Regions from separate parts of the Homo sapiens genome. Here region 2 is linked to region 1. A link is a loop called in an ENCODE intact Hi-C map of the cell type or tissue named here. Cell type or tissue: CD4-positive, alpha-beta T cell. All regions are shown on one strand.

Region 1 (2,500 bases):
CTACACACATGCACCTGTGACTGTAAAGACTACGTGACTGTTGCTACTACATTATTATTATTATTAACAGAGGACACTATTAAGAATCCAGCATTGTAATCTGAATACTCATTTTAATCCTTCCAACGATCCCCCAGATCGTTGTCTCATTTCACGAAAGAAAAGGAGCCTCTAATCCCATCCCTACCAGGGTTTGGCAAAGTGGGCAAGTGAGAGGCTCAACCATGAGCTTCAGTTCCTCCTCTGTAAATGGTAACAATGGCACTGTCACAAAGAGGACCAAGTGAGACCACAGGAGGCCCGTGTGTGTGCGTGTGTGTGTGTATGTGCCAGAGACAGAAAGAGAGAGAGAGACAAAGTTTCACTCTTGCTGCCCAGGCTGGAGTGCAATGGTGCAATCTCAGCTCACCGCAACCTCCACCTCCTGGGTTCAAGCAATTCTCCTGCCTCAGCCTCCTGAGTAGCTGGGATTACAGGCATGCGCCATCATGCCCAGCTAATTTTGTATTTTTAGTAGAGATGGGTGAGTTCTCCATGTTGATGAAGCTGGTCTCGAACTCCCGACCTCAGATGATCCGCCTGCCTCGGCCTCCCAAAGTACTGGGATTACAGGTGTAAGCCACCCAGCCCGGGCTTTTTTTTGGGGGGGGACGAGTGTCCCTCTGTTGCACAGGCTGGAGTGAAGTGGCACGATCTCGGCTCACTGCAACCTCTGCCTCCTGGGTTCAAGCAATTCTCCTGCCTCAGGCTTCCAAGTAGCTGGGACTACAGACGCCACCACGCTGGCTAATTTTTGTATTTTTAGTAGAGACGGGGTTTCGCCATGTTGGCCAGGCTGGTCTCGAACCCCTGACCTCGTGGTCCGCCCGCCTCGGCCTCCCAAAGTGCTGGGATTACATGCTTGAGCCACCCCGCCGGCCGGCCGTTCTTAAACGCACGACTACTTCCCTAGCTTTCCAGCACCAAATCCAGCGGCCCCACCCGGCCACGCCCCCACGCCAGGCCATGACCCCCATATGGCTCACTGCGCAAGCTCACACCCAGTCCCAGGAAGCGAGCCCCACGTCGCCCCAGCTCTGCATTCACAGCCGCCAAGCGGTCCCGGAAGCCGAATGCCGGATAGGTCAAAGACAGCGCCGCTGCTCCGGCACTGCCGCCAGAGGGCGCGGAGTCGCCGTGTTGGCCTGCACCTCCCTTGTCACGTCAGCCGAACGGCTACGGCAATGGAGGATTTTGCCGTATGCGACGACAGGATGACTGCTTCCCCTGAAGCTTCACCAAACACGGAGAGGCTTTCCTGTCCCTGGGAGACGCGGTGATGTGACGCAGCGGTTGCAGCGAAGGTTTCTTGTAAAAGATGGCCGCTGCGGAGTTGCTAGGTGTCTCCTGGCAGGCGGCGGCCGCACCACAAGATGGCGGCCCGCCCCAGGGTCCCACACGCGGGGCTGCGGAGGCGGCGGCCCCGAGGGTCCCCGCCCCTTGCTGGCCCTGTCCCCGCGTGCGGGGCTGCGACCTGCCTTTGTGTGCGGGTGGAAGTGCGGGCCGCCTTGGGGCCGAGTTGCAACTTCGCGACACTCCACTGGAGTGCGATGAGACGATGAGATGTTACCTCCTAACACTTCGGGAGGTGGGCAGCATGGCAATTCCTAGTAACCTCAACGCGATTCACTCAGACTTCCTTTTTCCCATCCTGAGCCGCAAAACCAGGAACTGGTGAAATAAATCAGGCCATCTTTCAGAGGAATGGCCTGCCACCGTTAAAAAGAGCAAAGCTGCAGTTTATGTACTAATGTGGAACCAGCTCTGAGATAAATTAAGTGAAAGAAAGCAAAGCACAGGAAAATGTGTATAGATATGCCTTTGTGTTTTTAAACAAGAAGACCCACATAAATGAAGATATGAATGTGTAAGCATAGTATAGCGGTAATGGTAATAGCGATCGCCCAGCCTAAGGAAGGGAATGGAGAGATACGGAACAAGGATGGGAGGAGACAGTTTTCATCTAAGACCGTTGGGTTTTCTGAGCTTTGTACCATGGACAGGTGTTAATTTTAAATTTTTTGTAAATATTTAAATTATGGCTTAAAGACAAGTTCTTTTGTAAGGGTATAAGGGCAGACTAGCACATAGAAAAAAAAAGACTTTTTTAACCTGGAACCAAGACATTTGATAAACATTCATGAAACTCAATTTTCAAGGATAAAAATTTCAAGGTCAATACTGTAGTACTTACAGCAAAGAATGCCAATCATTGTGACAGCCTGAGCCCTCTTGAAAGCTAGTTTTTGTTGGCGGGGGGTCAGAAAATTTGGCCTGGGAAGCAGGAGGCACTCGACCTATTTGCTGATGCTGAATGCCTTTCTACTGTAAGCATACATAGTCTCAATGGCTTCTTCTGATTTTGGTATATCTTAGGCTTTTCGGGTTAATATCGAAAACAGTGGCAACATTGAGAGTTTGAGCCAAGTTCTGCCTTAGAATCATCCAGAAAGGTGTTTCC
Region 2 (2,500 bases), 240 kb after region 1:
TTTAAATCAATGGCCCCAACACTGGCCCAAACAAAAGACTTCCATGGGTATCACTGGCATAGGGCCTGCTTCAGAAGTTTTTCAAAGTTCCTTGATTTTACCATGTCACGGGCCAGATGGCCAGGAAGGAACAATTCAACCTATTATTACACCTATTCCTATCAATTTATGAGGTAGAGACTTATTGCAACAATGGAGTGCCCACCAAACATCTGAAGATCTATCATGAGCCACAGCATCTAGTGGACCCACCTGTATGGTGCAAATTTAAGGTTTAAGGATTGCTTTTTTGCTATACTGTTGCACAAGAAGGATAAGCTTCGATTTGCTCTCTGTGCCTTCTGTTAGAAGGGGCCTGCTTCTCATTATCAGTGGAAAGTTTTACCCCATGGTAATTAACCAAAGAGGCAGAAGCTGAGTTACAGCTTGTAGAACAAATGCTTCACCAATGGTATGCCTCCCAGCTACAGCCACAAAAGTTTTTGCTTCTGTTTCGCTAGATTTACTAACGTGGGGTTGAGGGTATGCTTGTGTTTTTGCAGGAGATGAACAAGCCGTGTGGGTGCCCTCAAGATGTGTACGACCATGGAACAGGAGACTGGAGGGACCCAACCATGGAGGGGGTTCCCCCAGTACGAGCCATGGGCCAGTTGAATCTGAATGCGAAGATGGAATGAGGACCGACTGGAGTCACGCTGACATCAACCCCCATAACATGGGGGCAGATCAAGAAAACCACACAGGAAGCTGAGAAACTGCTGCAGCGCCAGGGTTTTACCTTTTGCAGGAACTCAGGGGCACAACAGATGCTTAATGGACCAATGCTTTCTGACTGAGCTCCTCTCTACCCTGAATACAAGAGACCCTAATAGGCAGGAATATCATCGCCCCTGTTCAGCATGAAGAAGTTGCAGAAGATGGACCTTCATCCTTCTGCAGCCCTTAGGATTAAAGGTCCTTTTGTAAAAGGGAAGGGGGAAATATGTAAGAAGCATTCAAACCAGAGCGACTACATTTTGAATAAGGGCTAAGACAAATGAAGCTGGATCACCAACTGGCAATTAAGGGCTGAACAGCCTGCAATTGCCTTGCTCAATTAATTTAAAAACAGAAAGACCTTTTGGATTCAAAGTTGTGTTCGGCCACCTTTTATGCTAGCAATAGGAAATGTTACTCTTAAATGCCATCTGGAGGGCAAAGATGAAAATCTCACCCTTGATATTGTAAAACTAAAAGAGAAGGTTTTTGAAGCCTCTCAGGCTCACTTAGCCCTGCTCCCTGGAACTGATATTTTGAACAAGACAGCCAATGGGTTGTCCACAATCAATCCTCTTAAATGGATTAAGGCCATTGGAAGCTCTATACTTGGCAGATTTTGTTCTAATAATTATGTGTTTGTGCTGTCTCCTTTTAGTCTGCAGATGCGGAAGCCACCTCGGGAGAGACAGCTGCCGTCGAGAACAAGCTATGATAGCTGTGGCGGTTTTACAAAAAAGAAAAGGGGGCATGTTGGGGAAAAGCTGAGTGTTGGGAAAAAAGCTGAGGCAGGACTTGCATGTCTGATATAATGTAAAAGAGTCTTGGAACATGTCTGGGGTCCAGGGTCCAAAACCCCTCATGGCCTTTGGAACACCAAGCTCTGTGCCAAAGGGTGGAAGGCTGCCCTGCTGCACCACAATCTAAGCCCAGGGCACAAAACCCCTCATGGCTTGGATGGAATCCAGGGCTCAGGGCATAAAACCCCTTGCGGCCTCTGGAATGTGTCTAGACTTGCTGGCTCCTTCCTTCTAGCACTCCCAGGCTCATAGAACGATTGTATCTTTTTTTTTTTTTTTTTTTTTTTTTTTTTGAGACAGAGTTTCGCTCTTGTTGCCCAGGCTGGAGTGCAATGGCGCGATCTTGGCTCACTGCAACCTCCATCCCCTGGGTTCATGTGATTCTCCTGCCTCAGCCTCCCAAGTAGCTGGGATTACAGTCATGTACCACCACGTCCGGCTCATTTTGTATTTTTTTTAGCACAGATGGGGTTTCTCCATGTTGGTCAGGCTAGTCCCGAACTCCCAACCTCAGGTGATCTGCCTGCCTCAGCCTCCCAAAGTGCTGGGATTATAGGCGTGAGCCACCACGCCCGACCGATTGTATCTTAAACTAGAAGAACATGTTTCCCATTATCTCAAGTAGCAGAACATGTTCCACATGCTTCAAAGAAAATGCTAAACTGTCACAGCTATAGATCATGTGCTGATACACTGCTTTCTTTCAACCCCCACATCCTCACCACCTGCTTCTTTGTTTGATCACCAATAAATAGTGCAGGCTTCCAGAACTTGGGACCTTCACAGCCTCCATACTAGCACTGGCCCCCTAGTCCCACTTTATGCACTCTTAACTTGTTTTGTCTCATTCCTTTGACTCCGCTGGACTTTGTGGCCCCCACAGCCTGGTGTTGGGTCTGATCACCCCAACATACAGCAGGGGATAAGATTAGTGATTTAGCAAA

What was found. Peaks named below come from ENCODE experiments on the same cell type or tissue, not always from the same donor. Only the 100,000 strongest peaks of a DNase experiment are listed, where the experiment ranks them.
Region 2: a loop joins it to region 1, with 9 times the contacts of the local background. A loop is called at or near these places in 6 of 110 quality-filtered maps.

The regions. Positions count from the first base shown.
Region 1 is chr3:128,679,716-128,682,215 of GRCh38, forward strand. No RefSeq gene overlaps it. Among named protein-coding and RNA genes, the nearest start is that of RPN1, 30 kb to the left of the region's middle. RefSeq lists enhancers at 805-1,497, 972-1,101, 1,212-1,381 and a silencer at 1,442-1,661. In CD4-positive, alpha-beta T cell, CTCF peaks have their summits at 1,187 (motif pointing right) and 1,386 (motif pointing right); a DNase peak (open chromatin) is centred at 1,186; H3K4me3 peaks cover 1,591 bases; H3K27ac peaks cover 1,881 bases.
Region 2 is chr3:128,922,613-128,925,112 of GRCh38, forward strand. All of the region lies in intron 12 of CFAP92 (cilia and flagella associated protein 92 (putative)), which reads right to left. Among named protein-coding and RNA genes, the nearest start is that of ACAD9, 44 kb to the left of the region's middle. In CD4-positive, alpha-beta T cell, a CTCF peak has its summit at 1,130; DNase peaks (open chromatin) are centred at 709 and 1,179; H3K4me3 peaks cover 887 bases.